5 separate regions of the Homo sapiens genome follow, and all the other regions are linked to region 2. Evidence: chromatin contacts called from ENCODE Hi-C or POLR2A ChIA-PET data. All regions are on one chromosome and are shown on one strand. The core of a region is the stretch at or near the end of the contact, and the rest is flanking DNA. Distances in the headings are between cores, read along the strand shown. Region 1 holds the start of PSMD3 (proteasome 26S subunit, non-ATPase 3). Region 2 holds the start of FBXL20 (F-box and leucine rich repeat protein 20). Region 3 holds the start of PIP4K2B (phosphatidylinositol-5-phosphate 4-kinase type 2 beta). Region 4 holds the start of CDC6 (cell division cycle 6). Region 5 holds the start of RPL23 (ribosomal protein L23).

What was found. A loop is a pair of places that touch in the nucleus more often than their neighbours do. ChIA-PET counts read pairs that join two places held with the same protein, here RNA polymerase II (POLR2A). Pooled maps may share reads with other maps.
Region 1: a map of B cell shows a loop between it and region 2 (5-fold over the local background). The contact joins the promoter of PSMD3 here to the promoter of FBXL20 in region 2. A Hi-C loop is called at or near these places in 1 of 168 maps with a recorded cell type or tissue (B cell) and 7 of 50 pooled maps. POLR2A ChIA-PET finds 5 or more read pairs at or near these places in 3 of 52 experiments (activated B cell, activated T-cell and naive thymus-derived CD4-positive, alpha-beta T cell).
Region 3: a loop to region 2 is called in a map of CD4-positive, alpha-beta T cell, with 2.7 times the contacts of the local background. The contact joins the promoter of PIP4K2B here to the promoter of FBXL20 in region 2. A Hi-C loop is called at or near these places in 1 of 168 maps with a recorded cell type or tissue (CD4-positive, alpha-beta T cell), 3 of 37 single-sample maps with no recorded cell type and 6 of 50 pooled maps.
Region 4: a loop to region 2 is called in a pooled map, with 5 times the contacts of the local background. The contact joins the promoter of CDC6 here to the promoter of FBXL20 in region 2. A Hi-C loop is called at or near these places in 3 of 50 pooled maps. POLR2A ChIA-PET finds 5 or more read pairs at or near these places in 2 of 52 experiments (activated CD4-positive, alpha-beta T cell and activated T-cell).
Region 5: a pooled map shows a loop between it and region 2 (7-fold over the local background). The contact joins the promoter of RPL23 here to the promoter of FBXL20 in region 2. A Hi-C loop is called at or near these places in 8 of 50 pooled maps. POLR2A ChIA-PET finds 5 or more read pairs at or near these places in 2 of 52 experiments (A673 and CD8-positive, alpha-beta memory T cell).

The regions. Positions count from the first base shown.
Region 1 is chr17:39,978,758-39,982,750 of GRCh38, reverse strand. PSMD3 (proteasome 26S subunit, non-ATPase 3) reads right to left here and starts at 1,944. Exons shown (of 12, transcript NM_002809.4): 1 at 1,561-1,944. The coding sequence starts at 1,780. RefSeq lists a silencer at 1,604-1,653 and enhancers at 1,056-2,033, 1,834-2,113, 2,334-2,513, 2,935-3,993.
Region 2 is chr17:39,399,654-39,404,296 of GRCh38, reverse strand. It overlaps FBXL20 (F-box and leucine rich repeat protein 20), which reads left to right and starts at 2,671. Exons shown (of 15, transcript NM_032875.3): 1 at 2,671-2,936. The coding sequence starts at 2,895. It overlaps MED1 (mediator complex subunit 1), which reads left to right. Exons shown (of 17, transcript NM_004774.4): 17 at 1-12. RefSeq lists silencers at 1,522-1,686, 1,652-2,041, 2,292-2,371, 2,402-2,601, 2,632-3,061 and 1 more.
Region 3 is chr17:38,796,857-38,801,103 of GRCh38, reverse strand. It overlaps PIP4K2B (phosphatidylinositol-5-phosphate 4-kinase type 2 beta), which reads left to right and starts at 1,548. Exons shown (of 10, transcript NM_003559.5): 1 at 1,548-1,838. The coding sequence starts at 1,680. CWC25 (CWC25 spliceosome associated protein) reads left to right here. Exons shown (of 10, transcript NM_017748.5): 10 at 1-663. RefSeq lists an enhancer at 1,553-2,371.
Region 4 is chr17:40,286,319-40,290,632 of GRCh38, reverse strand. It overlaps CDC6 (cell division cycle 6), which reads right to left and starts at 2,754. Exons shown (of 12, transcript NM_001254.4): 1 at 2,543-2,754; 2 at 1,035-1,225. The coding sequence starts at 1,212. RefSeq lists enhancers at 2,139-2,208, 2,239-2,418, 2,187-2,994.
Region 5 is chr17:38,852,304-38,856,979 of GRCh38, reverse strand. RPL23 (ribosomal protein L23) reads left to right here and starts at 3,259. Exons shown (of 5, transcript NM_000978.4): 1 at 3,259-3,282; 2 at 3,875-3,958; 3 at 4,248-4,376. The coding sequence starts at 3,270. It overlaps SNORA21 (small nucleolar RNA, H/ACA box 21), which reads left to right and starts at 3,985; the gene lies at 3,985-4,117. It also overlaps the pseudogene RPS20P35. RefSeq lists enhancers at 3,006-3,115, 2,839-3,622, 3,113-4,312, 3,623-4,406.

The DNA.
Region 1 (3,993 bases), core at 695-3,194, 580 kb before region 2:
TATATTCACCGATTAGCACAGGGTATCTGGGCCACACTAATGATATAAATAATAACAGCTGATATTTATGTGCTAGGCACAGTTTTAAGCATTTTAATGTTCACAACAACCCAATAAAGTACTGTACTATTACTTGTATTTATACAGATGAGGGAACTAATTCCAGAACTTGTACTCTTAACCATTATATTGGGTATTCAATAAATGTTTCTGGAATAAATTGAATGCTGATTATGTTTACGAATGTTAATGAAAACACATAAAATTCAAAATTTATATTTAGTTATGCCTTGATACAAACTGTATACATAACTTGCTCTCAATTATAGGAGAACAGCTCAAAAATTCACAAGAAAAAATGTTAACCATGTTTTTTATCCCCTGCTTTTAACTTCTCATACATTCCACAATTTCTGCAATGAATATGAATTACTTTACAAGAAGAAAATGAAGTGCCTGTAATAAACACACCCAGTAGGCAATGCTGAGTGGCACCTTTGACATTGCTGCCACTACTTTAGGTAAAAGGATCTCTATTAAATATCGATCCTGTTGCTCAACTTTACAGTAAGAGCTGATGTAGTCAACACCATCACATCCTCAAAAGCACCACCTAGGAGGATAACTTTGCTTATCTCAATGTTTTTGAGCTAGTTTCTCACGCATTTTAGTGAAAAGAAAACCTAGTAAGTAGTCTGGTCCCACTTGATCCAGAACCAGGAAAATGGCACCAGGATCACAGTGGGAAGCTCTCACTTTGCCCACTTCAAATGGAAACAGGACGCTGTAAGTGGGAAAAGTAAAACATGAACTTGGAGGAACAAGAGGACTACAGACACTCGAAACAGGAACCTCGGAGAAAAGAAATAGGAGACACCGGTATATAGGAGTTTAGGCCAAAGGTTGAGTATTACAAAACCAAACAAAGATGACACCCGAAAAGTTTTAAGTGTGTATGTACTTAAACCCTTTAGAAACAGAGGGGCAGTAAGGACCTGAAGGGAGGAGACAGCAAGGGGACTGTTGGGACACTTCAGTTAGAGAAGTAGGAAACAAGATACTAGGTCGAAATGGTTCATTCGGGGGAGTGTGCTAAAGGCAGCTAGGACAACAAAAATCTGCTGTACAGTTTTAAAACTCAGGAGTCAATATTCTAGGTCATCCTGGCCCTGTTTACACACAGACACAAACACTGGTTTCCAGCGGGAACAATCAGTCATATATTGGAGGCGCTAAAATCAGTCGGGTGGGATATAAACGGAATAGGTCAGAGGGGAGGACTTAAAAGAGGGAGTCCCCAGGCCCACTGGGACCTAGATATAGATGCAACCCCAGATATGGGGATGGAGGGGATGGGAGGGGAGTGGTTCCCAGCCTGGAGAGAAGGTTCAGTCATTGGGCCTGGAGTCGGGAGTGTCGGGGCAGTGGGAGCAGGTATCTGGGGGTGATCCCAAAGAACTGAGGGTGGTGGAGGCTGCTGTGGCTTCCCAGCAAGAAGCCAAATCACAGGGGTCGCTGTCACCCGCGATCGCGGCACGTTCCCGGCCTGGGCTGCCGTACCCTCCAAGGTGACTGTGTCCAGCTCTCGCTGGGAGTGCTCAGCCGCTGCCGCCGCCGTCTTGCCGTCTGCCTCCCCCGTCGACCCGCCACCCGTCGCTGCCTCCTCTTTCATCTCCACATCCTGGGGGGCCGGCGGCGGTGGGGGTTCTTGTTCTCCTCCGCCGGGCGGCGGTTTCGCCTTGTCCGCGCCGCGGCGCCGCGCCGAGCCCTCCTGCTTCATGGCACCCGGGGTCACGGCCTAGTCCGGGGACCGAGGCCGGGGCCTCGCGTTAACCCTCGCACCGGGGACCAGGAGCCGAGCCGGGCCTGCACACGAGCGCGAGATAGCGTCGGGCCGCACGATGACGGAGCAGCTGCAAACCCCTTCCCGGCGCTGGGCCTTCTGGGAAACGCCAGGCCCGGCAGGCCGATGGCCGAGTCAACAAAGGGGAAATAAATCCACAGCCGAGGTGCAGGATGAAGGAGGAGCTTCGAGGAAGGAGCGGGGAGGAGCCTTTATGGGTTCGTGGGGCTTTCTTTCGAGCGCTTAAGTGTGATGCTTTTATGTTCCTCTCGAGTGCATTTCTGTGGGCGTCCACGAGAGGTCCCCTCAGGCTCCAATCTGGGTTACAAAGGACTTTAAGAGCGCCTCAACCAGCGTGGAGTGGGTACAGCCTATCCGAGCGCGGGACGAGATGACGTCACGAGTTGCCGGGCGGGTTTTGCGCCCAAGTTCGCTCAATTTTCCCCGGTCGCGGCGGGGTCTCCTTCCAGATCCGCTGGGCTTGTGCTCAACGGCTGCCGGGCGCATCCGGCAGGAGGGAAGGAAAGAAGGCTGTGAAGGAGGGACGTGAAGCTAGGGCTGTTGGCCTTAAAATAAACCGAACTGGAGAGTAGGAAGAACCCTATGGGATCCGGACTTCCTTGGTTAGATTTGAGTTTAGTGCTGAACATAAGGCATACAATTTCTGCAGGCTGGGAGTGCCGATAGGTAGGAGCGTGCATTTGCGTAGAATCACTCCAGTTTAACAAAATATAGGGGTCCACCCTATGTACGGCCCACGGTTAGCAAATAGGGGGGTGAAAAACAGCTCAAGAATGTAGTATACGGGGGAGTCAGATGGTTAGATAAGCAGACACTGTGCTCTGGGCTGCGGTGGATTGGGAGTGTTGAGGAAAGAGGGTGGGAGCCCCTACTGGCAGACGCTTTAGGGAGCCCATTGAGAGGGCTTTTATACATCCAGACAGACATTGTGAAATGGGGAACAGAATAATGGTGTGCCTAAGGAGAGAATGATGGTTTACTTAGTGGTGTACCTAAGGGGAAGCAAATTGGACAAGAAACCCTACCCACTTATTTTTCAAAGGACTGCCCCACTGGTTCTGCAGGGAAGGTGAAACAAGGTGAAGGATATAGCTCCCAATTTCTTAGAACACACAACAAAAACTCTCTCCCTACCTTGAAACTTTTCTCTCTCCCATAAGTGGAAGTCCTGAGTTTTAGACCTTTCACGGACCCTACAAGACAATCTAGCCCTGTTGTAAGGACCTAGAAGGCAGGAAATATGTTTTGACCTCCTCCTTTGCATATATAAAGGGTATCCTGCATATCTTTTGCATCCTCTTTCATAGGATTGCAGGATGTTCCTTGCGTTAAACAGCCACTCGCTAACTGGAAAGATATGTGCTCTAGTTTTAGGGAACATGCCTTGACCAGTTCCTCCTCAACTGTCCTCTCACCCTCCAGGGCTGGGGGGTGGATAACAGGACTTTTGAATCATCATTGGAATAAACTCATTAGAACCTCTTCATAACACCATATCTGCAACTGAAGGTGGGCGAGAATGGTAAGGAAGAAAACAGATGAGTTATGTTCATCCTTAACAATCAAAGGAGTTACTCTTCTAGATAGTTAGGGTGTTAGCTCATCTCTCTATTAAGTTTACATCACAAGGAGAAAACAACCAAGTCAGCAGATAACAACCCAGTATATCCATGAGCAATAGAGTGAGGCTTTGGAAGGTGCTCAGGATCAGGGAGGCTGGCGGCATAACACAAAGCTTCTGGCAGTTGGTCATGAATTCTTGGTGGATGAGGGAACCAGGCTGGGCAGGGGGTGACTAAGACACTGGGGGAGAGTCTGACTCCACGGACCAAAATCCTTAGAGAAATTCTTCCACTCATAAAACTTTTTTTTTTTTTTAAACGGAATCTCGTTCTGTTGGCCAGGCTAGGGAGTACAGTGTCGTGATCTTGGCTCACTGCAACCTCCCCCTCTGGGGTTCAAGCGATTCTCCTGCCTCCTTCTCCTGAGTAGCTGGGACTACAGGTGCGAGCCACCATGTCCAGCTAATTTTTAATTTTTTTTTTTTTAATTTTTAGTAGAGACAGGGCTTCACTATGTTGATTAGGCTGGTCTTGAACTCCTGACCTCAGGTGATCCTCCTGCCTCGG
Region 2 (4,643 bases), core at 1,422-3,921:
GATAAAAAGTAATTTGCCTGTGTGTAATAAAATTTTAGCCTTTGAATACTTTTTTCATTTGTTCAAAACTCCAGTCAATTTTAAAGAGTCAGTCAACAGTAAATGTCTTCCCTGAGTACTACTTGAAATGGGTCAACTGGTAACTGACGGAGCTGTGAAACTTGTCTTCATTCTATTACTCTGTAGGCCAGTTTTTCTACCCTTTGCCATTTTTTTTTTTTTCGAGATGGAGTCTCGCTGTGTCGCCCAGGCTGGAGTGCAGTGGCACAATCTTGGCTCACTACAACCTCCGCCTCCCGGGTTCAAGCAATTCTGCCTCAGCCTCCCGAGTAGCTGGGATTAGAGGCGCCCACCACCACGCCCAGCTAATTTTTGTATTTTTAGCAGAGACGGGGTTTCACCATGTTGGCCAGGATGGTCTCAATCTCCTGACCTTATGATCCGCCCGCCTTGGCCTCCCAAAGTGCTGGGATTACAGGCGTGAGCCACCGCGCCCGGCCATCCCTTTGCCATTGTTACTCACCAAATGCATCAGTTTTTGCTGGGAGAAAACAGCTCTTAGATGAGACAGAATGAAAAGGCTTTTTTATTCCACTGGCTGAAGTCAAGCAAAAACATTAAAAGTACCTGGGACAGGAGGAGAAGACAGACCTGGGTTTGTGGGCCTGAGAATGAGTTTCTGAAGCTAGGTCCCTGGTTTTAGGAAGCCCCCTCTAGGATTAAAAAAAGCCGGGGGGTGGCGCGCTGGTCGTGGTGGCTCACATGAGGCCTGTAATCTCAGCACTGGGAGGAGGCTGGAGGATCACTTGGGCCCAGGAATTGCAGACTAGTCTGGGCAACATAGGGAGACCCCGTCTCTACAAAAGAAAAAAGATCCCAGCACTCTGGGAGGCCGAGGCGGGCGGATCACTTGTAGTCAGGTGTTCCTGACCAGCCTGGCCAACATGGCGAAACCTCGTCTCTACTTAGCCAGGTGCGGCGCGGCGCGCCTGTAATCCCAGCTACTTGGGAGGCTTGAACCCGGGAGGCAGAGGTTGCAGTAAACCGAGATCGTGCCACTGCACTCCAGCCTAAGCGACAGAGTTGAACCTCTGTCTCAAAAAAAAAAAAAAAAAAAAAAAGAAAAAGTTTGTACAGTGCTTTAAGAGTTGGGTAATATGTCCTCCAGCTAAAATATACCTGTTCTTAAAGATCTGCCGCACTTGTTGCTCTTGTTAATTTCTTAGACGCATAACAAGTCAGTCGCTAAAACCACTAATTAAAAGGGGTGTGAGGAAGACCAACTCATAACTGCTTTGGAAGCATACAATTAGCAGTGCTGCTGCTCCTGCCAGGTGTGCTGGAATTTATTATACAGTTTCTAATAGTTCACTCTTAGGACATAATTTTGTAGTTTGTTGCTCATAGAAGGGGCAACAAAACTACAAAATCCTGTGTTATTCCTTCGTGGAAATTCGGTCATAAATTCTGAGACCTTGAAGGCCAGAGTTGTTAAAACATAATATAATATGATGACACAGATCAGCTTCTATACAAGGAGCCCGGGAGTCTGATGAAGTGTTTCCATCGGGAAAACGCCCCCGCCTACTCGCTCACACACGCTTGTTTCTCCCGCCAAAGTGACGTCAGGCCGAAGCTCTCACCAAACAGCGCCCTGATTGGCGGACAGGCAGGCGCTGCAGCCCATTGGGCGCCGGCGGCGGCCGAGCAAGGAAAACCAAAGGCTCTTCGGTCTCGCCCGCCCCACCCCCACGGACGCGCGCCCCGACCCCGGCCAAAGGAAGGGTTGCCCGGCTCCAGCCCTGCACCCCCGACCCCCGGCCTCAGGTGCAGCTCCGCAGCCATCCCCGGACCAGGGCGGGCACTTGGCCTGTTGCTCAGCGCAACCACCCTCGCCCTCCCGAGCCATGCACAGGGAGACAAGCGTCCGGCCCCGGCCCCCCAGGCCTCCCTGCAGCACCCCGTAATGTAATGCACTGGGGCGGGGGAGGCGGGGGAGGCGGCGGCGGCGGCAACCGCGGAGGCGCGGCGGCAGCCGCACTGCCCCAATCTAGACACATCCAGAAGAGGAGGAAAATGGCTCCGAGCAGGGACCGCCTGCTGCACTTTGGGTTCAAGGCGACAGTGAGTGACAGGGGAAGGGAGCTGGGTGGCCGGGAAGGATGCGGGTGCCTTACAGGATCCTGGGGAACAAGTGACGAGGGGCGACGGGCGCGGGCAGAGGCTGAGGTTCTGTGCAGGCAGGTGCGTGCCTGTTTGCCCGCGGAGGGAGGAGAGGGGGACACGGGGCAGAAGAGGGGCCCCCGCGCAGAGTGCGGTACTGCTCTACTCTCCCTCGCTGGTCCGCGAGCACGCGCGCACTCGCATCCGCCCCACAGACCCCCTTTTCCACACGCACAGGCACTTCCCTGCCTCGCCTTCTCCCGATGGGCTCGTCTGCCTCGGAGGCGCAGGGGGTCGTGCCGCCGCCGCGCACCGGCTGCTCCCGGGAGCGCCGTCAGGGCCGGCCCCGTGTGGGGGAGGGGTGGTCTCGCGCCGCCGCCGCCGCGCTCCTCCCCTCCCGCCCCTCCCCCTCCCGGGCGCTCCGAGGCCCGGGCGGCTCTGTCCAATGAGCAGCGGCGTTGCTGGCAGGTGGGGAGTGTTTTTGTTTTGGGTTGAAGTTGAGGCTGAGGAGAGAGCCGAGCTAGCGACGAGCAGTCGTTGCGGCCGCCGGCGCCGCGGGAGGTGGTGGAGGCCTAGCCGGAGCCGAGAGGTCTCTTGTTCCCGTCCCACGGTCCCGGCGTCACCCCTCCGGCGCCCAGTCCCCGTCCCGGAACTCCCGGGCCTGTCCTGGGCCCCCGGTCTGTGCACTCCGCTCGCCGCAGCGCCCGGCCCGGGCCGCACCCGCCGGCCCCATGAGGAGGGACGTGAACGGAGTGACCAAGAGCAGGTTTGAGGTGTGAGCTTGGGGGGCTCGGGCGGCGTGAGGAGGGCGGGTCGCGCGCTCTAATCCCAAAACGTCCGCTCCGCACGGAGCCTCCTCCCTGGCAGGCGCCGTCACCCACCCACTGGCGGGGCTGCCAGACTCCGCTCCCCTTTCTTGCGACCCAGAAGCCCAGCGCAGCCCGGTGCCCCCAGTCCCCTCGCCGGTTCGCCCCCCGTCTCTTCCCACCAGCGGGCCCCCGCGGGGGATTAGCTCGGGCGCCCTAATTCCACCCTCCTCCAGGATCGCTCAGCTTTCCATTCTTTACACAACCCTTGGCTTGCCTCCTTCCACCCAGCCATCACGGCTCCGGTCCACCAGAGCCTGCTGCTTTTCTCGCTGCTACCTTCATGACGCGTTTGTTGTCTGTTGAGGGAGGAAATTAGGGGATGGGTACCATTTCTCCGAGTTTGAGACCTTGGTGAAACTAGGGAAGTGGGGACGGTAGTTTGGGATGATAGAGGCTACCACGGGTTTTCGGTGCTGTGTTTGGTTTGGGTATTGTTCTGATACTTCCTCTGCTTTCCCGTTTAGTCTGTACTTCTGTAGCTCATTGTTCCTTGGGAACCCTTGGATGTCTACATGCTTTGAGATTGGGACGAAAGTTCAGCAAATCCATTCCGGTCTGTCTTTCAGGAACTTTTTCTCCTCTAGCGAGGGAGGTTTACTGTCCTGGAATTGAGGAGTGGACGGTCTTGAAAGCGTCTTTAGAGAGTAGTCATCTTGCAAGGAAGAGATTCCTTTGGGAAGTGAAATATTGTAACTACTGATGAATTACAGTAGTATAACAATATACTGGAAGGTTCCTTGAGGGTCAAGAGAAAGAAACTTCTACAGGAAGAGTAAATGTCACCTGGTCTTTTCTGGCAGAGAACCAGGCTGACCTGGGATCACTCACAGCTCAGTGGACAATCTCACTCGGTGTTTTTCTTCATCTCCATTTGAGAGATGAAATTGTAAGACGGCGAGACAAAAGTTTAAGAAACTCGACAACTAGGTTCAGGGTGTGAAAACTTTTAAGGGTTGTCAGTTTAATCTATTCTTTGATTTCTTATTATGCGAACTGGGAAATAATTTGAATTGATCCACGAAGATCAAGATAGGAAGTGTTTTGGGTGCAGTTTAAGTTCAGAGCTTCAGTGTTACTGTTGCACTTCAGGAGTGGAGAAAATCAAAGAATTGGCCTTCTTAGAGTTTTAGTATTTAACTTGATCACTAGAAGAAAATGTTATGGAATATATTATTTGGTGTTTAATAGGACATTGGATGGCCCTAATGTACAGAGCCCCAATAAAGTTAATTTATGATGGTTTCGTATTCAGTAGTACCGTAAAAACCCAGAATGTCACTAAAATTGCTGAATAGACGTTCAGCAGTTAACAGGAATCTTGAAAGGCAGTTCCAGATACTGAAGATTTGAGTCGGGGACAGTCTTTTGCCTGTGGAATTAGCTCTTTATCAGTTTGCTGTTCATTTTAGATTGAATAATTTTTGGAAAGTATTCTCTTGTATGTGGTGTAAAATTACATTGCTATTTTGTATTTTTATAATTATCTTATACTTTAATTTACAATCTCTGTAGGGGTGGCATACTATAATAAAGTAATAAGGAAATTTGTTGCTGTATTAAGAGGTTTCTTTTTAACTTGTAGCTGATGTAGCTGGCAACGAAATCTTTCTA
Region 3 (4,247 bases), core at 299-2,798, 600 kb after region 2:
AAAAAAAAAACAAAAAACAGGCTGGGCGCGGTGGCTCACACCTGTAATCTCAGCACTTTGGGAGGCTGAGGTGGGCGGATCACGAGGTCAGGAGATCGAGACCATCCTGGCGAACACGGTGAAACCCCGTCTCTACTAAAAAAATACAAAAAATTAGCCGGGCGTGGTGGCGGGCGCCTGTAGTCCCAGCTACTCGGGAGGCTGAGGCAGGAGAATGGCGTGAACCCAGGAGGCGGAGCTTGCAGTGAGCCGAGATTGTGCCACCGCACTCCAGCCTGGGTGACAGAGCGAGATTCCGTCTCAAAAAACAACAGCAACAAAACAAAACCCTCGAGGGGCCACTCTCCTGTCTTTACTCCTTTTCCCTTCTCTATTCTTTCACCAGAAGCCCTCATTTGACCAGTGAACTCCTAGGCCCTCTTGACCCGCACATTAGCTGGGCGATTTCCTTGTTCTGCTAATTCCTAATTCTGCTTAAAATGTATTTGGATTTCTGTTTTTGAACACTTATGATGCCAGGCACTGTAATGCTTGAAACCCGATCTTTCCCTAGAGAATGTAACATACGTTTTTATTCATTTAATCACTTCATTATGCCGGGGTTAATTATGTTTATTTTATAATTGGTAATAAAGGCCACATTTATTTTTGTAACTGTTTAAAGAGCGACCACCTGTGGAGTACCGTGTTTACGAATTTCCATGCAGAAAGAACAACGTTGACCTGTAATTTGTGTCGAATATATGGAGATCCCTCATCTGAGAATTATGTAACAAAGCGTGGGGCAGTTTACTCAAAGATTTTACGAAATGAGCCAGAGTAAGACGATTAGTGGGATAGGTGTCTGAAGGTGCTGGCGGCCTCTGAGCTCTGACCCTTTGCGGGGAGAACAGGCAGCAGGTGGGTGGGCGCGGGGCCCATTCATAAAAACCAGTGTTCCTGGCCTGCTTCTCTCATTGGCCCTGGGGGCAAGGGGCGTGCCCCGCGGGTGGAGCGCGCCCGGGGCCCAGCAGAGTGGGCAGATCCACGCTTAGGTGGAGCGAGGGGGCGTTCCTTGGCTTTCTAGGCTGGACTTTCTCTTCCCCTTGCTGCGTCCCTCCTCTCCCCCGGGGTGGGCATGGTACGTCCCGCCCTCCTCGCATTCCCGTCCCTCCTTCCCTTCCGGAGCGGTGGCATCGCCGCCATCTTGGCATTCGGGTTGCGGGAAAGAGCCAAACCCTGGCGTTGGGGGGCCCGGGCGGGGAGCCCCTCCCGCGGTCCACAGCGACGCCTGCCCAGCCCTCCTCCCCTTCCGGCTCCGGCACGGGGCCCCGAGGCGTTCGGAGGCCAGGCGGGTTTCTGTCAGGCCCGGGGAGGAGGGGCGGGCGGGGCGGCCGCTGCCTCCCCGGGACGGGCCGTACCACGCGGACGGGGAGGACGGGGCCAGGGGACTGCAGGGCGGCTGCACCGCCCGGGGGCGGGGTGCGGAGCGGGCCGGCGGGCTCCCCGGGGCGGGGCGGGAGGGCGGGGCGTGGGGCGGACGGAACCACCGGGGCGGGGTGGGAGGTAACGGGACGGGCGCGACCATGGCGCGGTGAGGGAGCGGGGGTGGGGATCGGTCCGGGGGAGGCCTGAGGCCGCTGGCTTGTGCGCTGTCTCCGCCGCCCCCCTCTTTCGCCGCCGCCGCCGCCGCCCCGGGCATGTCGTCCAACTGCACCAGCACCACGGCGGTGGCGGTGGCGCCGCTCAGCGCCAGCAAGACCAAGACCAAGAAGAAGCATTTCGTGTGCCAGAAAGTGAAGCTATTCCGGGCCAGCGAGCCGATCCTCAGCGTCCTGATGTGGGGGGTGAACCACACGGTAACCAGCTCCTGCGCGCCCCTCTGAGCGCGGCCCCGCGCGCTCCCACGCCCCCTGCAGCCCTGGGCCCTTGCCCCGCAGGCCCTGCCGGTGACGCCTGCCACCCCTCGCCAAGCCACTTGCACGCCCACCCCACCCTTGCACGCCTTTCGGCCCCGTGTGCACTCCCCGCACGCCACGCGAGGCCTGGTGTCTCTGTGGTCTGCCGTCGCCACCTCCCCTTCCCTCCAGCCCTTCTGGCTTCCTGCGTGTGGCGTGCTCGCTTGGGGCAGCCCATGGAGCGCAAAGGCAAGGCCTCAGTGCAGTGGAGTCGCTTTCATCCCTGCTTCTCCTCCTCCCCCCTCATCCTGTTTGTGAGGGTGTATATTCCCCCTTGTTCCTTACAGCCGGCTGCCAGCTCTGTCAAGTAGCAGTGGTCTGCCCAAATAGTCCTCTCTTTCTGATCGTTTGGTTGTTGTGGCTGCTCAAATTCTTCCATCCTCCAGGCCTCCTTACCTTTGAATGTAGAACTCCACCCTGGGTTTCCTTTTTTTTCCCTCTTGAACAAGATGTATCAACTGGAGAAGCACAGGCTTCCTTGAACCAGACACTTCACCTGGGTCTCTCTGGGTTAGGGAGAAGAAAGAATGGCTATTAACCATTTGAGAGAAGAGGATGCCTGGTTATAAGGAGGGACTATTCATAGTAGAAATAATATGTCTTCCCATAGTTTTTGAAGGTGATCATTTTAAAGATGTTGACTTATCTGTTGTGTGGCTGCAATGTTGTGATGATGCATAGTGATTATGGTCCTAGATAGGAGAGATAGGTCCCCTGGGTCCTTAGGGTGCTTTGAGATTGTTCAACAGCCCCTGCCAGGAAGTTGGATCCTGACAGTTTAAGCTGGAAGACTGTTTATGTGGTGTTTGTTCAGGGTCTTTATTCTCCCTCTTCCAACCACTTGCTCTTTGCCTTCTGACCATTTCTTTATGAATCCCCACACTAGGAATGAGCAGAGGAAGTAAAAGGACCCGAAACACCAACTTCACTAACTAGAATTTTGGAATAAGGAGGATCAAGCTTGGGTTTCCTGTGGATTTCAGTTCTTTAGGTTCACTTGTGAGTGCTTGAAATTGCTCACAAGACCAAGCGATGACAAAGAGGGCCAGCAAGACTTTGCATTGCTTTGGCAGAGGAGCTGAAGGTGCCTTTGGGTGGAGATCGATGAACCGTAATCTGAGCTAGGGTTTTAGATCTTGACCTGTCATTTAGGAAAGTGCATGTGTAAATTGAGGTCTCTGTGGTTTCTTGGTCTTGGGCAGGTTACTGTTTTCACTGTCATCACTGGTGTTAGTGAGGGTCCTGCCAGGATAGCGAGTACCAGTGGTATAATGCCCAGACCTCTAGGAGCTGCTTCGGGCCAACAATCCAGCCCAGTTTGTTACTCGGTCTTCCTGCTGTCCCAGGGGTCATCTGACAACATTTCTAGGGAAACTGGGTGATCAGAATATGAACCCCATGTCCCTTTCTGGAAGTCAATCCTTGATTTTGTTCTGCATCCTGCTTCTCACTCTACCAGGCCTCTCTCTGCTGGTTCTGTTTCTCACAGAAAGCAACCTGTCTGTAGAGAACTGGTAGAGGCCTGAGAGTCAGGAGTATTACAGCTAGCTGCAATGAACCTTGGGTCCCTTATTTTACACATGAAGAAAAGGAGGCCTCAGGTGGAGGATTAGCTTGCCTGTGGTTACAGCAAGAGATGTCGCTTATTGTCTAGCACCATGGGACTGTATCGGCCAAGGGTGGTGCCTGAGTGGCTGGTCTTGTTTTCTTTGCCTCCTGTTTCTTTTCCTCTCCCTCAGCCAAGTCTCAGGATAGATGCGAAGTATAGTCCGGTTAGAGAAGGTGAATATATGCTCTGGGTTATACGCCTATGCATGTCAGGTCCTGGGAGTGTGTGTGATGCATGGTGTTCCGATAGGCAGGCATGAGTCTGTCCATATGTGGTTATGAAGTTTCTCAATAGCTGATGGTTAGGTATCACGAGTCAGGAGTCCTGTGAGTCCTACTCTGTTGGACAAAGTGGTCATCTTTTTTCTTTGCTAACTTTAAGTTGAAAGTTTGTTTGAGGGGCTAGTTGGAAAGGCATTGACTTTAAGCAAGATCCGTGCCTCTGGACATAATGAACAGGCATCTCATGGGAACTTCCCACCACTGCCCTGGACAGGCTAAGCTTCAGAGGCCAGTTAGTCGTAAGTTTTATTGCTTCATCCTGGTCTGCAGTAAGGTCTGATACTTCAGTGTCCCCATTTGGGAACTGAGACATCTGCCTAGAAGAAGAGTGTAATCTTGCACTCGTCTAAGGGATCAGGACCACATTGCCCTCGGTGGACTGCTGCACTTTTTTGGAGATTTCCTCCCTTCAAAAAAAGC
Region 4 (4,314 bases), core at 1,505-4,004, 890 kb before region 2:
GTTTGGTACTGTCCTCGATTGCAGGCGTCCACTGGGGGTCTTGGAATGTATCCCCCATGGATAAGTGGGGACTACTGCATTTAGTAGAAACCAAATGGGTTTTAGTAGGATGAAATTGTAAGGCTATTTTGAAACAGGTTTTCTCAACCTTGGCACCACTGACATCTTGGACCAAATAATTCTTCATTGTCAAGGAGCTGTCCTGTGCATTGTAATGTCTAGCAGCATCCCTGGCCTCTACCCACTATGCCAGTAGCAACCCCCAGCTGTAACAACCAAAAATGTCTCCAGAAACAACCAAATTACCCCCCATTTAAAAATAAATGTTCCAAAACAAGAAAGAATTACCAATCACTGTCCTAAAGGATGGAAAATATTCATCATGTCACGTTTTTGTTTCTTTTAATTTCACAAATATTGAGGTAAGTTTCATAATACCATGTAACTACAAGGTAACTTAAAACATTGACAGAACTAAGTTCAGTATTAAGGAATTGAAGATCAGACTTATTAAGTAGTTCAGAGTGACCTCAGTAAGTGTCTAACTCTGGAGTTCGGTAAGCACTTAGCAACCATTCTGAAAATAACTAAAATGAAGAGTAGTCTTAGGCCAGGAGCGGTAGCTCATGCCTATAATCCCAGCACTTTGGGAGGCCGAGGCAGTTGGATCACCTGAGGTCAGGAGTTCAGAGACCAGATTGGCCAATATGGCAAAACCCTGTCTCAACTAAAAATCCAAAAAAAAAAAAAAAAAAAATTAGCCAGGCTTGGTGGTGGGCGCCTGTAATCCCAGCTACTTGGGAGGCTGAGGCAGGAGAATCGCTTGAACCCAGGAGGCGGAGGTTGCAGTGAGCCAAGATCGCACTATTGCACTCCAGCCTGGGAGATGGAGCGAGACTCTGTCTCAAAAAAAAAAAAAAAAAAAAAAAGAAGTCTTAACTGAACTTAGAAAGCTCCTTCAAAGGACACACATCTTACCAAGAAAAGAAAGGTCACGAGCTGCTAGTGAAAAAGTGATATAATGGATGGTTTACCCAGACGTTTCCTGGGGCTGAGAGGCAGGGCTTTTACACGAGGAGAACAGGTTACGGTTTGGACATTTGTTGGTTCTAGTTTGGCATCACTGGAGTTTTTAGCTTTGTTCAATGCCCGAGACAGCTTCCTTTTTGGAAAACTGATTGTAGCCTGTGCCTGGGATCGGGTTTGAGGCATGACGACAGCACAGCTAGATTAAAAAAAATAAGAGGACAACTAGTCAATATGTGAAAGTGAAGAGAAAATAACTAACATGGAATTTATTTATACTGATGATTAACACTTATTTCCTAATTATGTTATCACACTTATTTTAGCATTCACTTTTGCTTCACATCCAAATCTATGCAAGAACAGCTGACATTTGTTGTCTACCTACTACGTGGAAGGGCGCTGTTATAAACACTTTAGGTACCAACTCGTTTAACAACGATCTTAGGAGTAGGTACTATTATTAGCCTTTATTTTACACATGAGAAAACTGAGATAAACAGTGGCCCAAAGTCACAGAAAAACAGGAATGTAACCCCGGGCATCTGGTGCCAGAGCCCAAGTTCTTAACCAATTGAGCGATGCAATAACAAGTTACCTGAAATGGGCCGGGCGCGGTGGCCCACGCCTGTAATCCCAGCACTTTGGGAGGCTGAGGCGGGCGGATCACCTGAGGTCAGGAGTTCGAGACCAGCCTGACCAACATGGAGAAACCCCGTCTCTACTAAAAATACAAAAATTACGGCCAAACGCGGTGGCTCACGCCTGTAATCCCAACACTTTGGGAGGCCGAGACGGGCCGAGACCATCCTGGCTAACACGGTGAAACCCCGTCTCTACTAAAAATGCAAAAAATTAGCCGGGCGTGGTGGTGGGCGCCTGTAGTCCCAGCTACTCGGGAGGCTGAGGCAGGAGAATGGCATGAACCCGGGAGGCGGAGCTTGCAGTGAGCCGAGATCGCGCCACTGCACTCCAGCCTGGGAGACCGAGCGAGACTCCGTCTCAAAAAAAAAAAAAAAATTAGCCGGACGTGGTGGCGGGCGCCTGTAGTCCCAGCTACATGAAGAGGCTGAGGCAGGAGAATGGCTTGAACCCGGCAGGCAGAGGTTGCAGTGAGCCGAGATCGCACCACTGCACTACAGCCTGGGCGACAAGAGCGAGACTCCGTCTCAAAAAAAAAAAAAAGTTACATGAATTGATTTATATAGAACTTCTAGTTTCCTCCCTCCAGGCACGCGGGGTGTCTTTATCACCAGTTCAGCCCAGCACCCGCCACATTTAGTCTCTTCTATCCCAAGCCCTCACACTGCAGCTCAGTCTTCCCTCAGTTCTTTCCGCCCCTGCACTCAGTCCTCATTCTAGGCAGCTCTCAACGCACCCCAGAATATTTCCTTCCTACAACTTTCACCTCCTTCACACCACGCATAACTGCTAGAACTACCCCGAGGGCACCTGCCCTTTCCCTGATCCCGACCTCAGACCTCCAGCGAGCTCAGCTCTTTTCCCTTCACTTCACCTCAGGCCTCGCCGGAACCCGCAGCCTTCACCCAGCTCCGCTGCCTCACAGACCCCAGGCCTCCTCGAGCAATCCTCTTCTTTCCACCTCCTCAGTGCAGGATCCTTCTCACGTCTCTCACACGCAGCCTCTCGGACTCACCACCACAAGCCCCTGAACAAACTGCACAGCGGCAGCAGCAAACTCCAGCCGCGCTCGCGCCAAATCCGAATGGCCACAGCGTTCCCACCTCCCGCCAAAGCCCGGCCTCGATTCTGATTGGCTGTAGTCACAGAGCCTTTCGCCTTGGGCACCGCCTCTTTTTTTGCTACCAATCCAGTGGAAGAGTTACAGCCAATGAGAGAGCCCCAAGTCTTAGAGTCGCTGTGAGGCCACGACCACTGAACGGGGGAGGGAATCTACATCCGGGGCCTCGGTGGAAAGACGCGCGATTGCGGCAGGGCGACTCTGGGTAAAGCGGGCCGGCCCGCCGCAAAGCACGCTGGGAGGCGTAGTCTTTGCTGCCGCGCAGTCGCACTCTTCCTTCGACTGGAAGTGTCAAGATGTGGTTCCCCTTCTCACTGCCTAAAGTACCCATTTGCATCATCCTGATGGGCTAGATTTTCAGAACTGCTACATGATACCTACCGTTTTGGGTTCTGTGCGCCAGGTATGATGCTAGGCACTTTCCTTACCTCTCTAATGCTCAACCTCGCAAAGTACAAAGCAAACTTCTATACAAGGTTAGAGGTCACAGCATCTTGGTGACAGTGAAGAGCCTAGGATCCAGATCTCCTGATGGCTGAACTAGTGATTTTTATGGTAAAGTTCTACACACCTATATAAAGAAAAACTATGCTTCATCATAGTATCTCTTGATTTGTGCTTCAAAGGTGAGAAACAGAGCCAACTCTTTACTTTTATTTCGTTCAACCTAAGAATATTATGTTCTGTGCATCTTCTTACCATTAATCCACACATCATGGGGAGGGAATTATGACCCCTTAATTTTAAAATCTTTTATGGCGAAACACTAGGGTTTCAGGGCCAGGGAAGACAGCTATATAGAAGAGGCAAGCTGAGTTTTTAATGAAAAATATAAATTAGCGCAGTAATTTGAAGGCCAGCTTCCAAAGCCAATAATTCATCTAAGCCTCAGGTTCCTTTAGAGGCCAGAACCCAATTCTAGGTGATGGTAAACATTTATCTTTTACCCCTCAGTAACAAACAAAATAGAGCCATAAAGCCTAGAAAGAGGGAAGCAACAATATTACGATCATCAGTGAATTGGTACCTAGTTCATGAAGAGAGCCAATATTGAGTGCTTAAGTGTATGCCAGGGGCTGTGCTCAGTATTTTACCTACATCACCTTATTAATCTTCACAAGCACCCCCATGAACCTGGTGTTATTTCACTTTACAAATGAGGGAACTACAGTAGAGGGGAGTTGAGTAAACTTGCCCAAGGTCACACAACTAGTAAGTGGAAGAGCTAGAATTTGAACTCTGAACTCTGACAGAAAATCAAACTCTTGACCACTTTATCATAGGGGGATGATTAGACAGATTCAGGTTCTAAACAGGAAGAGATGGTGGAGTACATTTCGTGAAGGCTTTTTAGCAGCTGAAAACTACAAAAGTGAAGAGAATGGGCTGCCATGAATGGAGAAAGTTACCACACAATGGAAGCTTTTTTTTTTTTTATTTTTGAGACAAGTCTCATTTTATCACCCAGGCTTGAGTGCCGTGCCATGATCTCGGCTCACTGCAATCTCCACCACCTGGGTTCAAGC
Region 5 (4,676 bases), core at 2,010-4,509, 550 kb after region 2:
AGAGATGGACTCTCCCTATGTTGCCCAGGCAGGTCTCAGACTCCTGGGCTCAAGGGATCCTCCTGCTTCAACCTCCCAAATTGTTTCGGGATTATAGATGTGAGCCACTGTGCCTGGTTTCATGTCAATATCTTTTTTTTTTTTTTTTTGAGACGGAATCTTGCTCTGTCACCCAGGCTAGAGTGCACTGGCGCGATCTCGGCTCACTGCAACCTCCACCTCCTGGGTTCCAGTGATTCTCGTGCCTCAGCCTCCCGAGTAGCTGGGGACTGCAGGCACGCACCACGCCTGGCTAATTTTTTGTATTTTTAGTAGAGACAGGGTTTCGCCATGTTGCTTGGGCTGGGTCTTCAGCTCCTGAGCTGAGGCAGTCTACCAGCCTCGGCCTCCCAAAGTGCTAGAATTACCGGCATGAGCCACCATGCCTTGCTAATTTTTGTATTTTTAGTAGAGACAGAGTTTTGCTATTTAGGGCAAGCTGGTCTCTGACTCCTGACCTCAAGTAATACACCCACCTTGGCCTCCCAAAGTGATGGAATTACAGGCATGAGCCACCACACCTGGCCCCATTTTTGTTTTGTTTTGTTTTTTTTTTTTTGAGACAGAGTTTCAAACGCTCTTGTTGCCCAGGCTGGAGTGCAATGGTGCAATCTCAGCTCACTGAAACCTCCACCTCCCGGGTTTCAAGAGATTCTCCTGCCTCAGCCTCCTGAGTAGCTGGGATTACAGGCATGTGCCACCACGCCCAGCTAATTTTGTATTTTTAGTAGAGATGGGGTTTCTCCAAGTTGGTCGTCAGGCTGGTCTCAAACTCCCGACCTCAGGTGATCCGACCGCCTCGGCCTCCCAAGGCGCTGGGATTACAGGCGTGAACCACTGCGCCTGGCTAATGTTTGTATTGTTGTAGAAACGAGGTTTCACCATTTTGGCCAGGTTGGTCTCGAACTCCTGACCTCAGGTGATCTGCCCGCCTTGGCCTCCCAAAGTGCTGGGATTACAGGCGTGAGCCAGCGCGCCCGGCCGATTACCAGTTGTTTTTAATATAGATAAATACATAGAGATAGATATATCTCTATCTATCTCTATAGATATATATCTCTATAGAGATAGAGAGAGAGAGAGAGATAGATAGAGATAGATAGATAGATATCGGCCGTGGAGGTTGCGGTGAGCCAAGATCGCGCCACTGCACTCCAGCCTGGGCAACAAGAGCGAAACTCCGTCTCAAAAAAAAAAAAGAAAGAAAGAAAGAAAAGAAAGAAAAGAAAAAGAAAAAAAAACTGGTAATCAATTTATTAAAATAGTTGACTTAAGCATCTGCAATGGTGACTTCCACCTCAACTCCTGGCTCAATACTGATGGAAGTAATCTGCTTAACAATCTCAGAAGGACTGTGCAAGTCAATGAGTCACTTGTGGATTCTCATCTGGAAATGATCCCATGTCTTAGAACCTTCACCACAAAGTTTTTCTTGAAGTGATTCTCAAAGTCTTGGCAGGCATTCGAACTGGTCCTTTCACTTTGAGATTATTTTCCTTTGCTCCTCTGATCAAGTCAGCACACACCTTCTCCAGGGATTTTACGATGCGGCTCGTTAGAGTGACTCGAATTCGTGAATTGCCACCTCCGCCTCCCTGGGTGTTTTTCCGGTATCCTTAAAAGCCATGGCTGCTGCGCGGCTTCCTGAGCGACTGGTTCCTCGGCGAGGGCGAACAGCGGTGAGTCAGTAGCAGGAGCGTGCGGATCAGCGATCCGCAACACCTACGACCGCGTCTTCCTCAAAGAGCTATTTATCTATATACATTTTTGAGACGGAGTCTAGCTCTGTCGCCCAGGCTGGAGTGCAGTAGCGCGATCTCGGCTCACTGCCGCCTCTGCCTTCTGGGTTCAAGCGATTCTCCTGCCTCAGCCTCCGGAGTAGCTGGGATTACAGGCGCCCGCCACCACGCCCAGCTAATTTTTGTATTTTTAGTAGAGACGGAGTTTCCCTGTGTTGGCCAGGCTAGTCTCGATCTCCTGACCTCGTGATCCACCCGCCTCGGCCTCCCAAAGTGCTGGGATTACAAGCGTGAGCCACAAGGCCCGGCCACTATTTATATTTTACACTTGATCTTGGCCAAAAGGCCGAGAAGCGATACTATTTATATTTTTATAATACATATCCCCATCTAACATACTACATACTGCAATTACTTATTATATCTTTTGTTTAGTGTCTAATATCCTCCTCCACCTGCACCCCAGCAGAATGTAAGCTCCATAAGGAAAAGAATGTTGATCTATTTTGTTCTCTGATGTAATCCGCTGTACGCCCTGGACAGAACCTGCTGTAAAGTAGGAGCTCAATAAGTATGTGAATTAATGTATCGTGGGAAGGAAAGAACCCAGAGAATAAGGGGCGGCTGAAGCTGTGAAAGGAGCAATTAGGCCTGGCGCGGGGGCTCACGCCTGTAATCCCAGCACTTTGAGGGACCAAGGCGGGCAGATCACTTGAGATCAGAAGTTCGAGACCAGCCTGGCCAATAACATGGCGAAACCCCGTCTCTACTAAAAATACAAAAATTAGCCCAGCGTTGTGGCGGGCGCCTGTGGTCTCAGGTACTCTGAGGCTGAGACAGAGAATTGCTTGAACCCGGAAGACGGAGGTTGCAGTGAGCTGAGATCTCGCCACTATACTCCAGCCTGGGCGACAGAGTGAGACTCGGTCTCAAAAAAAGAAAAAAAGAGTGTGTGTTGGGGGGGACGGGTCAATAAATAGAGCAATACTGTATATGTAAAATACAGAATGGTATGATACCAAGAACACATAGATGGAATGATCTGCAGCACTTCTCAACTGTATTACATTCAACGAAACCGTTTAGAGCTTGTTCTCCCTCCCTCCCCCACTTTCTTTGTTCCTTGGGGAACCCCCACACGGCACAAACCGTGTTTTAATTCCTATTCTCTAGTGTGCAGATAAGTGCCTGGCACTATTAAGTGGTCAAAAGAGGTCGTGAGCAAGTTAACAAATCACTGTTTCCATGTCCCTAACTACTCTTAAGCTCGTAGAGAAGATACTTCCTATCTCTTGCGCTTCTACCTCAACTCCCACTTCGCAGAGAGGGCTAAAAGCGACGTCGTAAACTTATTACGTAATAAGGCAGCGCCCAGAGGCGGAAGAGGCCGGTTTTTGCTCCGGCCACGTGAGGAGGGTGGGCGGGGCGTTAAAGTTCATATCCCAGTGTCCTTTGAATCGACTTCCTTTTTTCTTTTTTCCGGCGTTCAAGATGTCGAAGCGAGGTGAGGTTTTGTTTCTGGAGGATCCTCCACCATCTGTCGTGCAGTGGCTGGCGGATTCGTCAGGAGCGGTGGCCCTAGGCAGCTGGGGCGCTTTGCTCTCCTTCAGGCCGGAGAGAGAGAGCCAGGCCACCGCGAGAGCACTGCCAGGGCCCTCGAAAGTGGCAGTGGGGTGCTGGAGAGTTGAGATGGCAGGATCCCGACGTGAATGTAGTCTGGATACCGCGAGATCGCTCCGCGAATAGGGCTATCGTAATGGGGTTGAAGTTAGACTGGATTAGGCCCTGGTTTGCGCGACCTCTGCGGTTTTATGCCTTGCAGGAGTAATTGCGTTTTGCGAAAGTTAGAGCAAGGGTTGAGTCGTCTAGGTTTCTTAATTTCGATGTCAGAGTGTTAATAGTAAGAAATAGGCTACTTTCCGTGAGAATCGGGTGGCACATGGGGACGGCATAAGTAAAATCCGAGCGAGCTAATCTATAGCGTACAGTCTATCAAAGCATGTGCGGTGAATTACAGCTTGAGTATGAGGGGGAACTCCGAACCATGTCTAGATTGTGATCTCTTTATCCTGTTTCCCTTCCCTTTATATCCACAGGACGTGGTGGGTCCTCTGGTGCGAAATTCCGGATTTCCTTGGGTCTTCCGGTAGGAGCTGTAATCAATTGTGCTGACAACACAGGTGAGGTCTTTGCACGTTGCTATACTCCCCCTTTTAAAAGCACTCAATGGGCCTGTGGCTAATGACCTATTGAGCCGTCAAGAAAGGGGAGAGTGAAAACATCGCTTTTGGGTGAAGTGGCAACATGTGTTGTTTGCTTCAATCGGTGGTGTGACAAGGCGTTCTTGCGGACTAACTGCTTGGGCAGTGAGTGGAGGGAGGGGCTTTGGAAGTGTTTGGGAAATGTTATACTGATGGAACGGCCTGATGGCCCTCAACATTTTTTATTTTTATTTACATTCTTTTGTAGGAGCCAAAAACCTGTATATCATCTCCGTGAAGGGGATCAAGGGACGGCTGAACAGACTTCCCGCTGCTGGTGTGGGTGACATGGTGATGGCCACAGTCAAGAAAGGCAAACCAGAGCTCAGAAAAAAGGGTGAGTAAACACTGAGCCCACCTTAATACTGATGAGTAGTGGGGGGACGCTTTCCTTTATTGGAAAATGGATCAGTTTTCAAGGCCTCAAGTTTGTTTTCCATTGAGAGGCAGTGTGAGATAAGTATCTTAAGTTTTTGCTCATATTGTGTTGGAGGGGGGACCATCATCTTGTCACTTCCATACCTTAGTTGTTTTTTTGTTGTTGTTTTTGTTTTGTTTTGTTTTGTTTTTTGAGATGGAGTCTCTCTCTGTCGCCCAGCCCATACTGGAGTGCAATGGCACGATCTTGGCTCACTGC